Regions from separate parts of the Homo sapiens genome. Here all the other regions are linked to region 1. Evidence: read pairs that join two places in POLR2A ChIA-PET (ENCODE). Cell type or tissue: MCF 10A. All regions are shown on one strand. Links, peaks and the distances in the headings refer to the core of each region. The heading gives the core; the rest is flanking DNA.

Region 1 (8,067 bases), core at 2,317-6,316:
TTAATTTCCACTCTCTCAGTATCTCCAATTTTGTGTATGTTGAATTTCCTTTCCCTTCCATACTTATCATTTTCTCTTTGATTGTTAACTATTTCACTTCAATTAAAAAATACTTTAAATCATGTTTTCTATGTATCTGCATTATTTCATGACTTTTTGTGGGCTTAATTGCCAGGACGTCTTTATTTTTCTTTCTCTTTTTTTGTGTGCTTGCAAACTTATCTTTAACTAATTTTGTTGTGTCACCATGTCTTTCTTGATCTTGAATAATTCTCTTTTGAAGTTTTACTTTACCCAGGAATTTGTTTTACAAAGTGTTTTATATTTATAATTTATATTTTGTGACACTTTTATTGGTTCCGTGGCAATGTTAATATAAATATTCTTCATCTTATTCTGGCTCTTTTTAAATTGGTACACATCCTCAGATGAGTTAAATTTCCCCCCCAAACCAAGAAGCTCTACTTAATTTCCTTATAAAACAGTATTGAGTGTATGTGTCTTCTATTAACTTTTATTTCATTTTAGTCAACAGGACAAAGCAAATTCATGTATGCTTATGATGCAGGGCATATTTCAGTTGTCCTGATAGAATGAATAGTTGTGCTTTCTAGGTATGCCAATAACTTTTTGAACTACTGATATTTTCCAGTTTTGTTTGGGCTTGCAGGCACAAATTTTTCTTAAAAGCTTACCACACTCCATATTTGCCTTTTGCTGAACTTGTCATTTCTTTCTCATATTGTGGTTAGGGATGCAGTTTACATTTTTCTTTTCTGTTCTCTTTTGGAATGACTTCCCATGATATACAGGTCTGTATTTATACTGTGTTTAATACTAAAGATTTGTTGGAATTTTTAAACTGAGAGCTTTATGAAGACCAAAGTTTGTATAGTGACTACACTCAGACTCTGGAATGAGTGCTAAACATTATTTTAAGCTCAATTTGATATGCATGATTATTATTATTTTTAGATGGAATTTCACTGTTGTTGCCCAGGCTGGAGTGCAATGGCATGATCTCGGCTCACCGCAGCCTCTGCCTCCTGGGTTCAAGCGATTCTCCTGCCTCAGTCTTTGGAGTAGCTGGGATTACAGGCATGTGCCACCACGCCTGGCTAATTTTGTAATTTTAGTAGAGATGGGGTTTCTCCATGTTGATCAGGCTGGTCTCAAACTCCTGACCTCAGCTGATCCAACCACTTCAGCCTCCCAAACTGCTGGGATTACAGGCGTGAGCCACTGTGCCCAGCCAATTTAAAAAAATAAAAATAAAACTTTGTAAAAGTTTATCCCAGATAGGCGTGATCCAAGGAACAATCTCTGTTCTGACCTATTGTTTATATCTCCTTGTGTTGTCTCAGTTATTCTTTTATTATCATAATATTTTGCTCTGTGATACTTGCAGTAATTGTTGTTTTCTCATTATAGAGTCCTTTATTTGCATCCAGCTCTCAGACTATGATCCTGTTAATGATCGAATGTCATGCTTAAAAAAGGGTTTGCTCCTTTTTTATATAGTCTGAGGAGTTCAGGCAGCCAAATTCCCTGTAAAAGAAATAGGTTTTATGGATTCCTTGGCCATTGTGTTTTCTCTGTAGCCCAAGTTCTGTTTGTCTTGATTCTTCTTTCTCTCACTACTGGTTGCATTTTCTGTTCTCTACCATGATTTGCATTGTTTGCTACACTTAGGACCTGCATGGGCTATATCAGTAGGAAGATTGACTAAGTTCTTCCTGGTGGAATGGGTTCCTTCCTGCTTAGTGTATACGTTGAGTATGTGATCACTCAATTTGTAGCAAGAAGATAACATCTCTGACATCATTGACTTCTTCTGCATATCTTACAGAAGCTCTAAGAAGAATGGAAGAGATGTTAGTATTTAATTATTTTCTGCTCAGTATTATATAGATTGTATTGCCTCTTCCAAGTATCCATTACACTTTAAAATAATCATTTCAGTAATAATTATTAATACAAAGGATGACTCTAGAGATTGGATTTTTAAACTCTTTTAGCAGGTTGGTGGTGGAAATATTTAGAGACGAATGGGAGTTTCTGTGTCACTGTATTAAACAGGTAGGCAGTCAACCTCATTCATTTGTTAGTAAAGGGAAACAAAATCCAAGGGCTGGGATTTTCTCCCTTGTATTGATGGGAGGTGGATGGACTGTGGGGGATGTTCCACAAGGGAAGGATGTAAAATATAGTGCAACAAGGGAAGGCTAGGGAAAAATTCAGTAAGCAGATTCATTGTTGCCTGGCAGCAATAATGACACTTCTAGGAAACTCTGGTCCTTGGGCTTTGTAACATCTGGAAGAGTTACAAAGGTATTATGTTGAGAGGTAATTGAAAAGGCTTTTTAGAAAGAGGTCATTTTTATGGGTTTTTTTAAGATACCTGACACACAATATAGGTTTAATAAATAGTACATAAAATGTTACCTCTAGGGAAAAATTGCATTTTAGATCTCCATTTTCCCTGCCGTGAACGGAAAGTGGAATGAAGTCAAGAGAGATAAGGGTTTATATGGCAGTCCCAGCAGTACGTTTAACATGATCCTGGGTTATTAATAGTAAATTTGTTCTATTTTTGGGGAAATCAAAACAGTCCTCTCACAGATCATTTTCAGACGCTTACCAATATCTTTTTCAACGCTTTTTAAAGGGTGTATGCACTGGCATATAAATGACTATGGGGAAGCAGAAAAAAATGGAGGTTTAAAATAGTAGAAGTCAGGATTAGACTGCAGTAGCTTATTAGATCATTGACACCTAGAAGACTTTGTAGATAAAATTATTTCCATACATAAAATCCCACTCTTTTGTAGAACAGAACACATCTGGAAGAACAATCTGTTACCTCTGGACAAACCCAGCTATAGGATCCGTGGGGCCGAATACAAATGAAAATGCAGAATCCCTTGTTCAAAGATTATTGAAAGTTTCATGATGGCAGCAGCAGAACATTAAACCAAGTGGGGGATTCTTATAGGTGCAGGGCACTGTTTGACTATACATGTCTCCCACCCATGAAGTTGGCCCTGCCTCCGGCTGTGCTCCCCACCTTCCTTCCTATTCAACTACTGATGTCTGCCATTCTATCTTTTACACTTAAACCCTCCCCTTGGTAAGCTTCAATTGCTCCTCAGTTATCAGTCACTGTAATCTCAGTGAATGTGAGTTTCATGGAAGCTCACAGCTGAGAGCAGGTTTGATATATGGTAGGATAGAGATAAGTCAGGGTTGGGAGAAAGATGAAGGATAGCAGGCTACAGGAGGCTGCCAGGGTATGGCATGGGGATCTTGAGTACCTTATAAGGAAGATGCCTTTATTCAGAGTAGGATTCCTGGAATGGCCTAGTAGAAGTAGAAGTGGGCTGAAGAAAAGCTTTTATGTTTTGCGCTTATGTAGATTTTGTGTTGTGGTGGACCTTTTTAGATAGAGTAGATGGTGGTGGGCTAAAGTGCTGATGTAGGTAAGTTTGGACGTCTCTATGCATGTGCTGAGGACTTCTAAACTGGAGGTATTAAGGGTGAAAGAAACCACTCCTCTAGTCTGCAAATGCTAAGGTCCTCTTTTATGCCTTAACAGATTCAGTAGCAGTTTACTCATGCTCATGTCTAGCAACTCCAAAGATGGTCCTGGGAAAAGCTTTCACCCTGACTTACAGTATAGCTAACCATTACTTAGAAGCTTAGGTTGTGTATTTTTAATGTGGGAAAACAAGAAGGAATCTGAGTTTTCATAGTAAAACATCTACTACTCATAAACCTGTGTGGTATACAAATCATGTTGCTCTCGTCTATTAATATATAGAAGGAAAGTGTATTAGTTACACGGATTAGTGTTGTTATTATAATGCTGCATAATAAACAAAACATCTCTGTAGTATACAACAATAAGCATTTATTCAGCTTATACTCTGGAGTTCCCCTAGTCCAGTCGTGGCATGACAGGGCTTGCTCATGTATCTGTCAGCTAGGCAGCTCTGCTGTTCTTGGCTGGACTTGCTTCCATGATTGTGTGCCAGCAGGCTGTTGGTTGATCTAGTCATTCTTGCAACATTGGATGACTTGGTTTCACTCCATGTGTCTTATGTCCTCCAGTAGGCCAAACTGGACATGTTTTCATGACAATGGCCGTGGGCAATAGGTAGGCAGAGACATATAAATAAAATTTCAGGCTTCTGCTTGCATCACATCTGATAACATTTATTGGCTTGAGCAAGTTGCAAAACCAGCCCAGAACAGGAGAGCTTTCCAAATTCCAAAGGTAAGGAGGTGGACCCTGCCTTTTTAGGGGGAAGAACTGCAAAGGCATGTGGCAAAAAACATGGGTAAAGAGAGGAAGGAAGGATTGGAGTCATTTATAGCTTCCATTTACCATAGTCTGTCAAAAACTCTGCTAAGACTTGATGTTTAGATTACAGTGATATACTAAGTTTTTGTTCCTTTATATCATTAAATGAAGCCGAATCACCAGAAAAATCTGACACCTATATATCAGTTTTTAATGTATTGTCTCTCAGCTCCAACTACCATTCTGTGCACTGCTTTGTGAAACTGGAGCTGAACCTGGTAAAGATTTCTCTTTCTCCAGCTGGCTTGATGCTAAGCTTTATCAACAGAGGGTGCTAGAGGGACATTGTTGAGGGGATGATGGCAGGAGGGTGCTTCCCTTCCAGGTTCCAGTCCTCATTCCTTGTTATTCATTGTGAAAGTCAGTAGATCAGTGTGCAGATGGCCTAGTGGAGCTGATCATCAAGACCAACTCCTCCCTCTCACCTAGGGGCTGTTTTACTGGCAGTTCTGTACACACACTTAGGGAGCTGTCTTCCTACCTAGCTGGACCACTTTTATATTTCAGGTCAGATCTGTTCCCTCTGTTGTTTCTTCCCCTCTGACAGAAAGTGGTAGCCCTACCCTCTTCAAAATTCTTGGTTCTTCATTTCCTGTACCCCTTCAGCCTAATAATTTTTTTTCCGTAAGTGCTATTTCTGAATCTCTTAGAGCAGGGGTTGGTAAACTATGATTAGTGGACAAAATAAGGGGATATCATTCTATACTTATCAAACTAGCTAAATATTCAGACTTATGACAACACACTTATGGGAAGGTTGTGGGGAAGCAAATATCCTAATAAAATGCTAGAAGTATACTATCTTTTGGGAGGTCACTATAAAATATATAACATGTAATTATATATACAATATGCAATAAAACACTTAAAATGTGCATATTCTTCTTAACTCAGCAATTTAAAAAATAATTAAAAGGATGTGTAAAGACTGATGTAGATTGGAGGCAAGATGGCTAACTAGATGCAGCTAGAAGGAACATCTGTCGCTGAGGGACTGGAACATTAAGACTGGCACACTCCTAACAGATCTTCAGAGGAAAGGCATTGAGAGTGGATGGAGGGAAGATGCAGATGCTAGGCTGAAAAAGGAGGAATCTGGGAGCCCTGCATGGGGCTACAGGGACTCATTCCTGGCATTCAATGACTACTGGGAAAGGAGTGAGTTGAGCAGGCAAAGAGCAACCTGTTTGCCTGCTCAGGACAGTTGAGTTGGAAGGGAGAGCTTTATAGAGAAGTGGTAAGGTCACAACTCCAGCTGGCGTGAAGACCAGAGGGTTTGGTGCAGGAGCATCTGTAGTGGAGCATAGCCAGGGGCGCCCATTTCCCTAGGCTTGACTTGCTCCTCTAGGAGACGTTAGTGCTAGGGGAAGTGTAAGACCTGAACTTTGCAGGATGATCTTGCCCATGAGATTGGGCCAGTACAACCTGAGTACCCCTTGGTACACTGGCCTCCCCTGGGGCCCCAGCTTGGCTGTGCCTGCTTGCATTGTAGCCTTGGGTACCCAAGGGGGTACCTCCTGGGCACCTGCATTATAGCTCCCGTGCTGGCAGACCATGCCTGACCACAGAAAGCTCCAGCAGAGTAGCAACCATCGACATGTACCTGTCCACTCACACCTCACACTGCAGCCTCTCCATGCTGCTTTGCCTGCACGCACTTACCCACAGCCACCCCTACATTGCTTTGTTGGCATGTGTGTGTGTGTGTGTGGACAAACCTTACATCCCCTTCCTAACCTGTGTGTGTGTGTGTGTGTGTGTGTGTGGGCACACACCTTGCCATGCCACTGGTGCTGGTGTGAGTGCACGCCTCCCCGTGACCCCATTGGACTGCCATTGTTGTGGGAGTTTTGATGGGTACAGAACCTGCCAACCCCACTACCACTAGCACCACAACCCTGCCCTGACACTGCACCTGGGTGAAACTAGGCAGAGAACAGCAGACCTGCCCCTACTCTGAGCTGCCAGCCACTGCTGCTCATGTGAATGTGCACAGGAGGTGCACACAATCCTGTGCCCATCAGTTCCCCACCCCTATGCTAACACCACCACCAGTGTGAATGCATGCACAGACATCAGTGGGGCCCCCCATACGCCTGTACTGTGCTGCCTCTGCAGCTGCAGTGAACACCTGTGCAGAAGCTGGTAACCCAGCACCTGCTAGCACCCTACTGTAGCCTATGAGCATGAACTCAGCTGTGCTGCTGCGGCTGCTGGCATGTGCAAATGAGGATATAGCTCACTGCTCCCATCCTATGAAGTGCTTTAGCTGGCAACACTTATCAGAGTGTTGTGACCAGTGGTCTATGAGCACCTTGGCCCCTTCAGTACAGCAGGTTCCTAACCTTGAAAAGCCAGGGAACAAAGCTGGGCCAGATACCAGTTCCCCAGTTGCGGAGTTCCAAGCTGAACCTTGGCCCCATAAAATCTTCCAGAAACAAAGCCAGTCAACGGAACCTGCCTTATACCACAGTCAAACACCCAAGGTTATAAAATAGGATAAAATAAAAAAATAACCCATCCAGGGATCTGCTGGCAAGATGACCGAATAGGAACAGCTCCGGTCTGCAGCTCCCAGCAAGATTGATGCAGAAGACAGGTGATTTCTGCATTTCCAACTGAGGTACCCAGTTCATCTCATTGGGACTGGTTGGACAGTGGGTGCAGCCCACGGATGGCGAGCTGAAGCAGGGTGGGGCATTGCCTCACCCAGGAAGTGCAAGGGGTCAGGGAATTCTCTACCCTACCCAAGGGAAGCCGTGAGGGACTGTGCCATGAGGAACAGTGCACTCTGGCCCAGATACTGCACTTTTCCGTCTTCACAACCCGCAGGCCAGGAGATTCCCTCCAGTGCCTATGCTGCCAGGGCTCTGGGTTTCAAGCACAAAACTGGGCGGCCATTTGGGCAGACACCAAACTAGTTGCAGAATTTTTTTTTCCATACCCCAGTGGTGCCTGGAACACCAGGGAGACAGAACCATTCACTCTCCTGGAAAGGGGGCTGAAGTCAGGGAGCCAAGTGGTCTGGCTCGGTGGTTCCCCCCCCCCCCCAGGGAGCCCAGCAAGCTAAGATCCACTGGCTTGAAATTCTTGCTCCCAGCATAGAAGTCTGAGGTCGAACTGGGTTGGTCGAGCTTGGTGTGGCGGAGGGGGCACCCACCATTGCTGAAGCTTGAGTAGGCAGTTTTACCCTCACAGTGTAAACAAAGCCTCCAGGAAGTTCAGACTGGGAGAAGCCCACTGCAGCTCAGCAAGGCTGCTGTGGCCAGACTGCCTCTCTAGATTCCTCCTCTTTGGGCAGGGCATCTCTGAAAAAAAGGAAGCAGCCCCAGTGAGGGGCTTATATATAAACCCCCATCTCTCTGGGACAGAGCACCTTGGGGAAGGGGTGTCTATGGGCACAGCTTCAGCAGACGTAAACGTCCCTACCTGATGGCTCTGAAGAGAGCAACAGATCTCCCAGCATAGTGTTCAAGCTCTACTAAGGGTCAGACTGCCTCCTCCAGTGGGTCCCTGACCCCCATTTATCCTGACTGGGAGACACCTTCCTGTAGGGGCCAACAGACACCTCATACAGGAGAGCTCTGGCTGGCATCTGGCCAGTGCCCCTCTGGGATGAAGCTTCCAGAGGAAGAAACAGGCAGCAATGTTTGTTGTTGTGCAGCCTCCGCTGGTGATACCCAGACAAGCAGGGTCTGGAGTGG
Region 2 (8,067 bases), core at 1,787-5,786, 210 kb after region 1:
CAAACCACCATGGCACATGTTTACCTATGTAACAAACCTGCACATCCTGCACATGTAGCCCACAACTTAAAATAAAAATAAAAATTAAAAAATAAAAATAAAGAAAATTCAGGAAAAAATGTGAATTTGACACAGTGCTTGTCAACACAGAGGTTGTTGAACAGGCTAGGTATTTGCAAAGCCACCTAAAGACTCAAATATTCCCCATGTCACTGCTCTACACAGTCCTTCTATTCTCATGTTAGTCATTAGCCTGGAGTATCTCTACCTCATGAATGTTTGTCTTGTTTATGTTATCTCTATGAAATTTTCCCAGTCAGGATCAATTGCTACTTCTTTAGTACTTCCATGTATACATTCTGCCCTTTATTCTAGTTTTTAATATATGTACTTTTCTGTCTGTCCCACAGATGGCAAGTTCCCAGGTAGGAGTTTTATCCCAACTTGTATCACTTATTTCACGCAGCCACTAGAATGTACCTTACACATAACAGACAGTAGATCAATATTTGTTAAATGAATGAACATAAAGGGAAATGACACAATTAGTCAACTGGATATAATCACATTAAAACTGTGTGAGATTCTGATTGGAAATAATTCTCTTTTCATCCTGCTCATGAAATGATATTTAGTGTGCCCTTAGGTGTAGATGATGGTTATATTGAGTTGATGAGTTCAATTGGTATATCAATTTCATTTTAATTTTGTGAAATATGTCCAAGATATGTCTTAATCTATTACTGAAATTGAATTCTCATAACATGTTATAAAGAAGCACATCAGACTCATATCTCAGTTTAAACAAGAGAGCTTCAAGGTTTTGTAAATGGACTTAAGCAGCACTCCTAAAACCTGGTAGAACAGTGCATAGAAGAGATCATTCTGGCATTGATGCAGGACACCTCAGAAATGTGGAAGTTTTCATGGTGGAACTAATTGCATGTGTCATTTGTCAGGTGGATATAGTTAATACTGTGATTTTGAGGCACCCAAATGCAAAAACAATCTGAAAAGCAAAAACAATTTTTTCCCACCTAAATATGCCTCCATTTATAAATATCAACATATCCTCTTCCTGTCATTCCTAGTCACTGAGGGTAGAGCTCCAGAAGATAGAATGTAAATTGTTTCTATATGCATACAGTGGCTTTTGCCTTCACTAAACCTCAGCTTCCTGATGGCGTGAAGCCATCTATTCTCAATGACACCTCTCCATTAGCAAAATGATACATCATTGGAAGTTATGCCTTATCAGTTTGAGTAATGCTTCACCTGTTTTGATTATGGAACTTCTACAATGGTAAACTCTGGAATATAATGATAGCTTAACATTTATTGAGTGAACAGTACATATCAGACCCTGACCTAACTACTTTATATGTGTTCACATACGGACTCTCACAACAATTCTATTTACTTCATCTCCTTACTTAGTAAGGTGGAACTAGCTCTTGCAGTCTGGCAATGGAACCTGTCTAAAGTGCTCTCAGTTAATTGTCCTCATCTGATTTAAGCTTCCCAGCCTACTGCTTCTCCCAGTTACTTGTGGCTCTTGCTGTAACCTTCAGTATGACATCCAGCTCCTTGGCTCTTGCCGTTGTTTCCCTTCTATTCCTATTCTATCTCACTCAGCATGGTTTCATTGGTCATCTAATACAACTGTGCATTCGCTCTCACCCATTAGTACTCTACCTTCCCAACTGCCCCACCATCCCCCAACCTTTTGCTGTCTTTCTGGTCACTCTCCAAATCTAGGCACCCAACCACCATCTCAATTTATTTTTTTTAAGGAGTCAGCCCTTGATCGCAGAATTATGTTGAGTGAATACATCACAAATTTAAGCTCTTTAACCTTATCTAGATCCTTGCTATTGTTTAGTAAATTGTTTATTTGGTCCCTTGGTTAACCCCTATTATCTCCTTTAGGGCAAATGCACCTCAGCTTTTCCACATTTCTTATGTCCCCACCATTCCCTTGGCCTATCTCACATTCAGCAGATAAATTCAATTCTGATTTTATTGAGAAATTTGTGTATATTTCTCAATATACACAATTTTCTTAGCCCCCTAATTTTTCTACCTCTTTACATTCCCTCTTTTTATTGCCTGTCTCAGAGGATGAAATATTCTTCCACTTTAAAGTTGATATCTTTCCCTGTGCTTTTGGTCTATTTCCATGTAGGCTTTTTAAGGAAGTTGTTTATCAGTTACTCTCTCCTGATTTCTCACCTTGCAACTGTCTTTTCTTACTGATGCCTGCCCTTCAGCAAAATAACTAATTTGAGTAATCTTTAGGAATAAAGCAGCTCAGAAGCCCTTTATACTTAAAACATCTACACCTTGTTTCTTGTCTCACCTCCTGCCTTCATTTCCTTGACAATGTCTTGAAGAGTAATTTACCCTCACCGTGTCTTCTTAATATTATTCTTGCGGATACTATACCATAAAACCTAGAGTAATTGGCGTAAGGCATTCCCTCCATGTCCTCTTTTCTCTGCATCTCATTCTCATCCTTGTTTGGCTTTTTAAAAGTGGCAGTGTTTGCCCTGACAAGTTGTAGAGAGCTCTTGCTCATCCTTCTGCCCCATATACGTGAGAGAAGACAGAATGGAAAAAAGCACCAAGCAATCCTAAAGGGAGGGACATGAGAGAATCTCTCAAATATAGACAGTCTACACAGAAGCAAGAACATTTATCTCCAAAACCCTTTACACTAGTACTGAGAACCAACTGTATCTTAGCCTTGACAGTAAGTGTTGAAGGGTTACAGGACCTGAACTTCCTCTTTAGATGGAAGAGTGCTATTGGTTTTAGGGTTGTTCCAAACTTGCCTAGTCCTAGGAAGTAATAGATTATTTACTTAAGATTCCCCTTGAATGTCTCACAGATGACTTGAAATTATGCCAGCTCCCGGGCAAACAGGAGTTTGAGATCAGCCTGGCCAACATGGCAAAACCCCATCTCTAATAAAATACAAAAATTAGCTGGGCATGGTGGCAGATGCCTGTAATCCCAGCTACTCCGGAGGCTGAAGCAGGAGAAAAAATCACTTGAACCCGGGAGGCAGAGGTTGCAGTGAGCCGGGATTGCACCACTACACTCCAGCCTGGGCAACAGAGCAAGACTCTGTCTCAAAAAAAAAAAAAAAAAAAAAAAGAGAAAAGGCAAGAAGAATTGGACCTGTTCTTTAGTCTACAACTATGATTTACTGCAGTCAAGAGCAATGAGGATGGGCAAAAAATAGAAGTTGAATTTTAATGCTATGGCAACAATTGATCCTACAGGAAATCCTGGTGCTGAGCTGATTCTTAAAGAGTTTTCCAAATTAAGGCAAGAGAGTTAGGACGTGTTAATTCCACAATGATCAGTCATTGGATATTGGCTGCCTTCCAGGATGGGACATAGTTTGTGCAGGATTGGGGGAAACAACTTTTTTCAGTGAAGGGAAATGCCTGTAGGTGGACTCAGCTGTGAGTCATCAGTAGGCAAGATTCTTAGCACCTGAGGAAAAGAATGCCTTGGTCTTCAGGGAGGATCTAAATAGTACTCTACAACATCCAGTGCAGAAAACATCTAAAAAATGTTTGAAATTTGCTGTTTTAAAAGTTCATGTTAATAGTTCTCATCTTATTGAAGTCACTTGGCAAGGTTTTCAAAAATAATTTGATGTTGTTCAAACATAGCACATTGTTTTAAGTCCACTGAGCTGTATCTAGCCAATTCTTTTCCAAGTTATATTGTATTCTTTTTAAAAAGAATAAAAAATAAATCATTGGTAATACAAAGTAAAAGGAGAAGATGTTAAATTTTAGATGTTCATTATAGTGACTCAGCAGCCATCTACCTACAAAGGTTACTACATGGTGTCTTCTGGTAGTCCCAAAGAGGACATTTTGCGTCAGTGAGGTTGTGACGTGCCCCCGGGAAGGTCTTCCAGGGTTCTATAGGGCACCATTTAGGACTAGTGAAGGGGAGCTGCGTTTCACTATGGGAATGTTGACAGTCACTCTGGCTTTAAATTCTTAGCTCCCTGGAATCTCCTTTTCCTACCCTGCCTGGCTCCACAGAGCAGAGAGCAAAGAAAAAGCTATATTCTTTTTGACGTAATGTTTTCACTTAGACTCACAAAACAAGAACAGCTCCTTCAGAAGAACTGGGAACAGAGCTCCCACTATTTCTTCTACACTACCCCCACTTCTACCCTCCCTTCTTTTCAAGGGGTAAAGAATGGATTACATGATTGGCAATATTAATGAAAGGGACTGAGCATAAATCACTGAGACCTTTGTGGACTGTCTTTTTTATGTGGTTGGTACACCTGGATCAGGACTATCTTCAAGAGGCAGGCCTTAACTACCACTGCTTTTGAAGCTCTCAGGAAGCTCCTTGGCAAACAGATTGTTCAACAGCTGCAACACCACTGATAAGCTTTTGCTCTGTGTTCCCACCTAAATCTCATCTTGAATTGTAACCCAGTGGGCGGTGATTGAATTATGGGGGCGTGTCTTTCCTGTGCTGTTCTCGTGATAGTGAATGAGTCTCACGAGATCTGATGGTTTAAATAAACGGGAGTTTGCCTGCATGAGCTCTCTCTTTTTGCTTGCTGCCATCCACGTGAGATGTGACTTGCTCCTCCGTGCCGTCTGCCATGATTGTGAGGCTTCCCCAGCCACAAGGAACTGTGAGTTTTCCATTAAACCTCTTTCCTTTGTAAATTGCCCAGTCCTGGGTATGCCTTTATCAGCAGCATGAAAACGGACTAATACGTCCACTTTCAGCTGGCTTGGTGATATCTTGCTTTGTAGACCCAACTCTCCATGAGGGCAGCTCAAGGGCTAGACTTGAAGGGAAGGCACGGGAAGACTGAATATGGCTGCAAGTCCATGTTGAAGTCCACAATCCAGCAATAAGTGAAAATTCGAACCCTACATAACCTCTGTATTGACTTCTTAACTGGAAAGGTGAAGGGAAAGGGTGTTACTGGCTCTTTAAAGAGTTCAGCCTATGGTATTAAATACATTAGCTTGTGAACATCGAGCTATCTCATCCTTTGATTAGCATTTTCTGTGGTGGGAAGAGTCTAGCTCATCAATTTGCATAACAGCTTGGAAGAAAAAAATTCTCATGTGAATACACCAATTTTCGTTTTAATTTCATAGTCACCATTTTGTTTTCTGAATATTAGTTTGAGTTTCCATGTTTCTTGGAGTTTGGAAGAAGGGCTTCCCCTTGCACAGGAGGTGGAGGTTGCAGTGAGCCAAGATTGTGCCACTGCATTCCATCCTGGGCAACAGAGCGAGACTCCGTCTCAAAAAACAAACCTGGAAATTCTGATAATCTCTGTGTCTACTTACATGTGAGACTTAGGACTAGACTAGACTTTATCAAGGTAATGTTGCCTTTTGAGATTTCTTGGAAGTGTACAAATCGGCATCATCTAGATAATATCGGTGAACTAAATGCACTTTTTCCTCACCATGATAAACCTCTTCTAATTTGTCTAACTCTACTAGCCCCTGGGTAAACTCTTACAGTGTAGAATTGGGGTACTTTAATACATGGATTGCTCATATAGGCACTTTGGCTTTGAAACTCCCAGGTAAGTTACAAAGTCTAGAGCAAAAGTATTGAGTCAGGACAAACAGTTAAAATCACCTGTTAGTCTGCTTCCCAACAAGCCAGAGAAAGCAAAGGATCCCAATTAGGAAGTAATGATTAAACAGTTTCACCTGCTGTAACACAACTGGCCTTGCTATTGTTGGTTTTCAAATAGAGCTGATGGACTCCATCTGTCTCTTTTACTTCTAAGACAATTTGGACTAGTTTAAAGGCCCAATATTATATTGCTTTTGGAACCCTGTTGATATCTTCTGATCTTAGCCAATTAAGATAATTTGCTTTTCAGAGGGTGAAAAATAATCCTTTAGCTCCTTTATTAAAAGACTGCTTATGTGTTATTTCTGTGACTAAAATGTGTGCCATTGTCACATATTCAAGCCAGGTTTCCTTTGATTTTATTATCTCCTGAGCTCCCTCAGTGAGCCCTGACTTATCTGTGACCCTCTGGTTACAAAAGAAAAAGCTTTAAAGTTGTAGTGGAAGAATGCATGATTTGTAAAAAGTGTGACACTTGGGAAGAAAATTACTTCATTTTTCTATAAATTAGTTATGGACTCATGTTTGATAGTGGCTTAGGCTGATAAGTGGCTTAGTTTTCTGATATAGCAGTCTACAAGGTTATATTTTGATACTAATCTATTTTTGCGATATGTGTATATTGCAAATTCAGCTTCTGAACTCTCAATTTCTTCCCATTTTCCTTCCAACCTTGTTTCAGGTTTCTCTGTGTCTCTTCTGGACACTTGTAAGTGCCTCCTAATTGGACTTCCTTTTTCATTCCCTTTTCTAATTCATTGCCAGTGTTGTTGCTAGAGTGATATGGCTGTGAACAAACCACTCAAAGTGAATAGCATAAACAGCAATCATTTTATTATATTCATGGATTCTAGGAGTCAGAAACTGGGATGGGGTATAGTAGGGATGGCTTGTCTCTACTCCTCAGTGTGTGAGGTTTCATTTGGGGATATTTAAACAGCTGGGGGTGACAAATGGCTGGAGACTGAAATCCTCTAGAAGCTCCTTAACTCACCTGTCTGGTGTCTTGGCAGAGATGACTAGAAGGTTTGAACTGCTGACAGATGTACCTACAGACTTCTCCAGAATGGTGTAATTGGAATCCTTAAGTGGAATTTGGCTTATTCCAGAGTGAGCCTCCAAAGAGAACCAGGTAGAAGATATACGACCTTGGGCTTTGAAAGTGAAATAGTATCACTTCTGTCAATCCATATTGGTTGAAGCAGTTACAAGCCTGCCCAGATTCAAGAGGAAGGAACATAGATCCCACCCATTAGTAGGAGAAATGTGAAAGAATCTGTGGTGCTTTAAACAAAACAACCACATTGATTTTTAGAAAACATAAATCTGATAAGTGGCTTCCCTGATAAAATACTTCTCTTTCATCCTTCACAATAGACTAGATTCAAGCTCTTGTTCTGAATATAAAATATTTATAACAACACAGACACAATCCCATTCAAGACATGAATCATAAAAAGAGAATAGTGCCAAGCAAAGATAAACTATATAGTAAAATGCCTTAAACATGAAATATAAACATAAAGCTGTATGAAAAAATGTCATAGACAAAGTTAAAATGACAAAAGACAAACTAAAAGTTTTCATAGTTTGAAATTATGTGACCTACACAGGATTATGTCAATGTACAGAGAGTGCTTACAAATTAATAAGAAAAAGACAGATAGCTCAATAGATAAATGGGCAAATGACATAGACATTTATAAGAAAAATACATACAATGAAACATACATATGAAAGGTTACCAGACTGATACTTAGTGAAATATAATTTAGAAAGTAATTTTTTTTGGCTTTGTTTTAATGTAACACTGGTAAAGATTTAAAGAGTTTTGTAGAAACCCTGGGGAAGTGAGCATTTTCATACAGTGACTTTGATGGAGGATGTTGTAATAAACATTCTGGAAGACATTTTGGCAATAGGTATAAAAAATCTTAAATATGTGTTCCCATGATATCATAATTCAAAATCTAGGAATTTATCTTCAGGAAGTACTTGAAGAAATGCACAAAGCTAAATGAAATGTCTATGGGGACTTTGGACTTTGCTTAACACATTATGATGCCATTTAATGGAATATACGTAGTAATATGTGTACATAGCTTAAAAGTCAACTAGTACCACAGGTTTTAACACAAAACAATACTTGCCAATCATTCTTTCTCACCCAATATTCTTTTCACTAGAAGTGACCGCCTTCAACTTATTTAGCTATTAATTTTTCTGGATTTTGTCTTCATGTTTGAGAACAATATGCTATACTACCACTTATTGATTTTCCCAATTAGAGATTATATGTCGACTTTGTTATGTAAGATAAGGATTCCGCTAAGTTCATTCCTAAACACCCACATTTTTTCCTAGATCTTCCTTATGATATATTTATCTCACATTTTATGGTAAAATCAA
Region 3 (8,067 bases), core at 1,787-5,786, 72 kb before region 1:
TTGGATCAGACTGCTCTTCATACTGTTTTGAAAGGTATTTTTCAGTTCCTACTACTACGAAATAAGTTTTGCCAAGTGGATCCCTAAAATCATAATGAGTAATTTAAAAATTCCTTGACATAGTAAAATTTTAAGTGGAGAAATCACAAAATGATTACAGGAAGCATTGGGGCAACAAACAGAATATTGTGGAAGTTGCTTCTCAAGAGATAAGAATCCAGGGTTCTAATTTCTATCTAATTCTTGTTATATGACCTTTGAGAAATCTGGGCCTAAGTGATTTGAACCTAAAGTCACACCTTTAAAGTCAGAAAAATAATGTATTATCTGCCTGAAGATAGAAACGGGTGATGGAGATACTTTCTACTTCAAAAGACAAAGATTCTCTCATTTGATATACAAGATTTCAATATAAACCCACTCTTCGTTTCTTGTTACAAGGAGGTGGCACGTACTAGGCACGTACTCCAAAATGTTTGGAATCAGAAACAGCAGTCCTGTAACCTAACCACCACTAGAACATACTCTGATTTCACAAAATCCTGGCCATTAAATCTTTAAATATAAGTAAAAAGCATAGGCAGTTGCAGGAACTAAATGTTGTCATTAACTGAGTGTACTGAAAATAGTTTTATTCTTTTTAATTTGTATAAAGGTTGAATGGTTTTCATTTTTAAACAATATTTATCACAATACAGTAAAATTGCACTGAAAAACAAAAGAATGTTGAAAAGCATTTCAAATCCTTTATGTTATGACTTTATTTGCTTTTTATCTAAAAAGAAATTTCTCTCCTGTAGTGTCACCCGCACATTAGGTGATGACAGTACTAAAACTGTATTTAGTGGCAATTAACTGCTATTTCCCACTTGCTGTTTTTATTCCATTTTAAACTTTCTTTTAAATCTCAAGTTTATTTAAAAGCCGAAATAGATATATAACACCAAGATGATTTTGAGAAAAATAATCTTCTATTAATATCATGAGAAGCATTTTTCACCATTCATTTCAGTTCAAGAATAAAAATGACTGTCTCCACAAAATCATGCTGCTTCCAATTATTTGTTAAGTACATACCTCTGCTTCCATGTGATAAGCATTTTCCACTCTCCTAAAATCCTTTGTCACAGTTATATTTTCTGCCTGAAACAGAAAAAGTCCAAGAGTATGATTACTAAATATTTGATGCAATTACTCTAAAACATAAATTAGAAACCTACACTAATTAAAATCAGAAAAACATAAAATATGCAAAAAGAACTTTGCCTGATGTTTTAAAACTTTCCTAAAAGTGACATAAAATGAATTCAGAAATTGATTTTGCTTAAAATTTCATAAATGTCACTCCTTTTATAATTTGAAAATAGTTTTATTCTTTTCAATTTGTATAAAGGTTGAATGGTTTTCATTTTTAAACAATATTTATCACAATACGGTAAAATTGCACTGCAAAACAAAAGAATGTTGAAAAGCATTTCAAATCCTTTATGTTATGACTTGATTTGCTTTTTATCTAAAAAGAAATTTCTCTCCTGTAGGTGTCACCTGCACATTGGGTGATGACAGTACTAAAATTGTATTTAGTGGCAATTAACTGCTATTTCCCACTTGCTGTTTTTATTCCATTTTAAACTATTTCTTAGTTTATATTACCTTATAATGAAAGTATGAAGTTAGGGTGATATCTATGAGCAATTGTTTGCACATAAAGTATACTTAATGTTGAGTGTCAGTGTTTTAAAAAATATTTAATTTACAAATATTTTAATACAAAATTACCAAATACTTATCATGTGCAACTCTGGGCAAGTTACTAAATTTTTTGAGCCTTAGTTTCCACATTTATCAAATCAGGTTAATACCACGTACACCATATAGCATCATTGTGCAGATTTAATGAGAAGTTGTATATCAAGTATTTGGCATAGAGAAGGCACTCACCAAAAGTGGATGCTATACCACTATGATATAAATATTTATTGAAACATCTAACCTGAGCCAGTTTGGTTTTAGAAAAGTACTAATATTTATATATTCTCAGGGTAAATACAAGGCATATAATACTGACAAAAAAGTTGAATTTCTTATTTACTTTCCAAAAGGGTTTTTAAATTCAGTGATTAAAATCTTCAGCTACTCTCATTCTTTGGGGACAAGCAAAACTTATATTTTATGTAATTTTTTTTGTACCTTTCAAAATATATGTTAAATCAATATATGATTATGCCAAGTAATTTAATTATGTTATTTGAAGAAGACATGGTTGCATCTAAATTTTAAGATATAAACTAATTACAAGCAGTTTATGTTATCCAGAAAAATTCTTAAAAGTTTTAACCTAAGTTAAAAGCTTTTGACTCAAGTTCCAAATATCACTCTGATGTCTGTCAGTCCCATGAAAATATTAACACAATATTTTTATTATGAAAGTAATACCTACTCATTGTGGAAAATTTAGAATACAGGTTAAGTACAAAACAGTACGGTAGTTCTCCCTTAAACAGTACAGTAGTTCTCCCTTATCTACAGGGGATAAATTCCAAGACCTCCAGCAGATACCTGAAACCATAGATAGTATCCAACCTTATATATAACATTTTTTTCTGCTCTGATAACCGAGACAGCTACAAGTGACTAATGGGTAGGTAGCACATACAGTACGGATACACACTGAACAAGGTATGATTCACATGCCCAGGTGGGACGGAGCAGGACACAGAGATTTCATCACGCTACTCAGAATGGTGTACAATTTTAAACTTATGGATTATTTCTGGAATTTTACATTTAATATTTTTGGACCAAGACTGACTGCAAGAATTAGGGGTCTGTACTATATATATTGCTTGCAATCACTTTTTCACTTAACATGAAACTTTTTTGTCATTTAATATTTTATGACATGTAAACATATGTCATAAAACATGTCTCATTTTTCACTTTTCTCCCACTTCACTTGATAAACTTCTGATTGAAAAATTATTAGAGAGATAATTTTATGAAAGGTAATTGGAAAGAAAAGTATCTTTTATTGCTATTTTTGTTTTTAATAGTGTTTTTAAAATAAAAATACATGCTAATCAAAGAAAATCTAATACTAGAGAAAATAATCAAAAAGTAATAACATTCTCAAACCCCATTACTGTTAATATTTTAGTAAACATTTTAATAAACCATCAATGCATATAAATGTATCTAGATCTATATACAGACTTTTTCATAAATAAAATTATATTCTACATTTTGTTCTTAACTACTGATTGACAGGGTCTTGCTTTGCTGTCCAGGCTGCAGTGTAGTGGTACAAGCATGGCTCACCGTAATCTTGAACTCCTGAGCTCAAGCAATCTTTCTGCCTCAGCCTCCTGAGTAGCTAGGAGGATAACAGGCACATACCACCATGCCCAGATTTTCTAAAAAAATTTTTGTAGAGATAGGATCTTGCTATTTTGCCTAGGGTGGTCTCAAATTCCTGGCCTCAAGTGATCCTTCCACCTTAGACTCTCAAAGTGCTGGGATTACAGGCATGAGACATCACACTTGGCCTGAACTTTTTAAAATAAACTTTTAATTTTGAAATAATTTTAAATTTACAGAGAAGTTACCAAGATAGTACAGAGGTCCCATCTACCTCACTTTCAGACTTCTCTGATGTTAATATTATAGTACATCTGTCTAAACTAAAAAGCCAACATTAGTAGATTACCATTAACAAAACTCCAAACTTTATTTGGATTTCACCAGTTTTTCTATTAAATGTCCTTTTTACTACCACAGGATCAAATCCATGATACTGTATTGCATTAATTCATCAAGTCTCCTTAGTCTCCTCTGGTCTCTTGATAGTTTCTCAGTCTTCCTTTGTTTTTCATGACCTTGAAAGTTTTGGTCATGTATTTTGCAGAATGTCCCTCATTTTGACATTGATGTTTTCTCATGATTAGACTAGAGTTATAAATTTTAGGAAAGAATACCATAGAGGTGAAATGCCTTTTTAATCACAACACATCAGGCAGTACATGGTATCCACATGACACTACTCCAAATACTAATACTGGTCACTTGGGTAAAGTAGTGTTTGCCAGTTTCCTCCACTGTAAAGTTACTATTTTCCCCTTTCCATACTTTATTAATTGGAAGCATGTCACTAAGTGCAGCCCACACTCACTCAATAAATACTACTTTATTTCTTTTGTTGCTCAATTGTTCTAGCTTTGGCCATTGGGACTTCTTTCAGGTTGGCTCCTTTATCTGTTTGACATACCCCTTTCCTTTACTTTTTGAGCACTTTCTTACTTTCTGTTGCAAGATATTATAGGCTTATGCAGTTTCCTTGCCCCAGTCCTAGAATAAGCCCTTTCTCCAAGAAGCATAGTACCTTTTCTTTGAGATTTATGTAGAACCAAGATCTGAATGCTGAGACTGCTCACTGCTATTGGGGTGTCATTCCTTCTAGGCTCTCTCAGTGGACAGAGCTAGGTTACATATATATATGCATAGACATATATATACGCACACAGATACTAACTTACATGTAAAATTTTCTGTATTTTTCCACCTGTACAATATACAAAGGTAAACATGAGTTCACACTGATGTTTTCAACTCTAATCCTGAATCACAGAATTCATTTTAACCTTCCATTTTTATCTGTAACTTCCCTCTCTGATAGTGAGAAACCTGGCTCCCACCATCCACTATCCACTTATTTATTTGTTTAACCCCAGTATATACATGTAAAGCACTTTCAGACTTATTAACAAATACCCCTTTGGAAAACTTATTTACCAACTAGAGCATGGAGTTTTTGTATCTTTATTCTTCATCCTTATAATTTCCAGTCAAAACACCATTTTCCAGTAATTTAGGACAGTCCCTGCCCCTATCACCTTAAGCACAGTTATGTCACTCATTTGTAAGAACTGGGTTCATTTGTCAAGAGAATAAATTTTATCCTGGGATTGATCCTGTGATAGGCTCTTTGATGCCTTTTTCCTCCAGTTTACATACATCAAGCTTCACTATTTGTGATTTACAGCTCTATGAGGTTTGACAAATGCATAAAGTCATGTATGTACCACTCCAGTACCATAAAGAATAGTTCTTTCACCTTAAAAATTTCTCCGTGCATCTCTTTTAGTCAACCACTTTGCCCTCCAACAGATTGTTAACCACTAATCTGTTTTCGTTCCCCATAGTTTTGCTTTTCTCCAGAAGATCATATGAATAGAATCATAAAATTCAAAGCTTTTGGGTCTGGCTTCTTTCACTGACTAATATGCAGCTAAATTCACTCACATTGTTTTGTGAATCAATTCTCATTCCTTTTTATTGCTGAATAATATTCTTTTGCATGGATGTACCACAATTTTTTTAATCCATGCCACTGCTGAAAGACATCTTGGCTGCTTCCAGTTTTAGAAGTTATGAATAAAGCTGCTATAAACATTTGTGTACAGATTCTTATATGTACTTACGTTTTCAATTCACTTCGGCAAATTATCCTAGAATGCTGACTTCTATGGTAAGTCTATATTTAACTTATAAGAAACTATAAGACTACCTTCCAAAGTGGCCATATAATTTTGCAATCTCACCAGCAATGAACGAGAATTCCTGTTGCTCTGTATCCTTCCCAGCATTTGGTATCAGTGTTACTGTATTTAAGCCATTCTAATAGGTACATAGCAGTATTTCATTGTGGTTTTATTTTCCATTTCCCTATTGACAAGTAATGTTGAGTATCTTTTCATGTGCCTATTTGCCATCTGTATAAGTTCCTTGGCGAAGTGTCTGTTAAGATCTTTTGTGCATTTTTATTGAGCTGTTTGTTACTGCTGAATTGAGGTCTATATATGTTCTTGATACAAGTCCTTCATCAGCTATGTAATTTACAAATATTTTCTCCCAGTCTATAGACTGACTTTTCATTTTCTTAACAGATACAAGTCCTTTATCAGCTATGTAATTTACAAATATTTTCTCCCAGTCTATAGATTGACTTTTCATTTTCTTAACAATGTTTTTCACAAAGTGAGTTTTTAATTGTCATAAAATACAATTTATCTTTTTGTTTGTTTCATGGACTGTGCTTTTTGGTAACACAGGTTGAGCATCCTAAATGTGAAAATCCAAAATTCGAAAAGCTCAAAAATTCAAAACTTGTTTTTAAGCACAAACATGATGCTCAAAGAAAATGCTCTTTGGAGAATTTTGAATTTTAGATTTTTGGATTTGGGATATTCAATCATTAAGTATATAATGCAAATATTCCAAAATAAAAATCTGAAATCTGAAACATTTCTGGTCCCAACATTTCAGATAAGGGATACTCAACCTCTGTATCTAAAAACTCATCTTCAATCCCAAGGTCACATAGATTTTCTCCTTTTCTTTTTTTCTAGAAGTTTTGTGTTTTACTGTTGGGAAAGGCAATCTCATGCTATAGTCTTTTGATCTACACTCAACTGCCCAGGAATGGGCTGTGGCCCTGGAACACTTGCTTACTAAGAGATAAAGTATCTTTCAGAGCTTGTGCTGGGCTTGTTTCCTTGTATGGGAATACCTTCCCCATTTCAGACTCAATATGTACTTTTTGCTTCTACTTAAAGGTTGTATGTCATATGACACCTGACCAACCTCACTACTATATCTGTACCCTGCAGGAAGGGGACTGAGTCCTTCTGTTGCAGCACAAGAGATGTGCATGTAGGTCAACTGCCCCTGCATTAGCTGCTGGGAAGCAGTTGCTGGCCATGGGGGACTGACATGTACTACTGACTCTGATGTCACTCTTGTCTTTTCTCTACATAAGTAAGGTTTGTTCCATCCAGTGCTTGACTGCATTGTGTTTTCTTGGTGACTCTCATACCAAAATGCAGTGGGCAGAAGTGCTTGGACTTCTATCCTGGTAACAGGCAACAGATGCTACATGCTCAATATTGACCAATTTTGAACAAAGTTTTGTATAAGGTGTGAGGTGAGTGTGGAGGTTCATTTTTTTGCATACAGACATTTGACTGTTGCAGCAACATTTGTTGAAAAGACTCCTTTCTTTATCGAATTGCTTCTACACTTCTATTGTTTTTCTCTCTGAAAAACAATCTTAGAACCAGTAAAATACTTATTTACTTTAGCCCAGTGATTTTTTTATTTTTTTAAAATTTTTATTATTATACTTTAAGTTCTACAGTACATGTGCACAACGTGCAGGTTTGTTACATACGTATACATGTGCCATTTTGGTGTGCTGCACCCATTAACTCGTCATTTACATTAGGTGTATCTCCTAATGCTATCCCTACCCCCTACCCCCACCCCAAGACAGGCCCTGGTGTGTGATGTTCCCCATCCTGTGTCCAAGTGTTCTCATTGTTCAGTTCCCACCTTTGAGTGAGAACTCAACCTAGCCTTGCTAGGTTGGGGAAGTTCTCCTGGATAATATCGTGAAGAGTGTTTTCCAACTTGGTTCCATTCTCCCCGTCACTTTCAGGTACACCAATCAGACGTAGATTTGGTCTTTTCACATAGTCGCATATTTCTTGGAGGCTTTGTTCGTTTATTTTTACTCTTTTTTCTGTAAACTTCTCACTTCATTTCATTCATTTGATCTTCCACCACTGATACCCTTTCTTCCAGTTCATCTAATCGGCTACTGAAGCTTGTGCATGCGTCACGTAGTTCTTGTGCCATGGTTTTCAGCTCCATCAGGTCATTTAAGGTCTTCTCTACGCCGTTTATTCTAGTTAGCCATTCATCTAATCTTTTTTCAAGGTTTTTAGCTTCTTTGCAATGGGTCTGAACATCCTCTTTTAGGTCGGAGAAGTTTGTTATTACCGATCGTCTGAAGCCTTCTTCTCTCAACTTGTCAAAGTCATTCTCAGTCCAGCTTTGTTCTGTTGCTGGCGAGGAGCTGCATTCCTTTGGAGGAGAAAAGGCACTCTGATTTTTAGAATTTTCAGCTTTTCTGCTCTGGTTTCTCCCCATCTTTGTGGTTTGATCTACCTTTGGTCTTTGATGATGGTGACGTACAGATGGGGTTTTGTTGTGGATGTCCTTTCTGTTAGT

Evidence for each region. ChIA-PET counts read pairs that join two places held together with the same protein. Peaks named below come from ENCODE experiments on the same cell type or tissue, not always from the same donor. Only the 100,000 strongest peaks of a DNase experiment are listed, where the experiment ranks them.
Region 2: POLR2A ChIA-PET joins it to region 1 with 5 read pairs; 1 of 35 experiments calls an interaction of 5 or more read pairs at or near these places.
Region 3: POLR2A ChIA-PET joins it to region 1 with 6 read pairs; 2 of 35 experiments call an interaction of 5 or more read pairs at or near these places.

The regions. Positions count from the first base shown.
Region 1 is chr6:78,806,929-78,814,995 of GRCh38, reverse strand. No RefSeq gene overlaps it. Among named protein-coding and RNA genes, the nearest start is that of IRAK1BP1, 57 kb to the left of the region's middle. In MCF 10A, for the core only: a CTCF peak has its summit at 4,635; DNase peaks (open chromatin) are centred at 4,055 and 4,635.
Region 2 is chr6:78,594,503-78,602,569 of GRCh38, reverse strand. No RefSeq gene overlaps it. Among named protein-coding and RNA genes, the nearest start is that of MIR10524, 59 kb to the right of the region's middle. In MCF 10A, for the core only: no CTCF peak of the experiment used is centred there; a DNase peak (open chromatin) is centred at 3,399.
Region 3 is chr6:78,878,454-78,886,520 of GRCh38, reverse strand. IRAK1BP1 (interleukin 1 receptor associated kinase 1 binding protein 1) reads right to left here. Exons shown (of 4, transcript NM_001010844.4): 2 at 1,078-1,143. Among named protein-coding and RNA genes, the nearest start is that of IRAK1BP1, 15 kb to the right of the region's middle. In MCF 10A, for the core only: no CTCF peak of the experiment used is centred there; no DNase peak of the experiment used is centred there.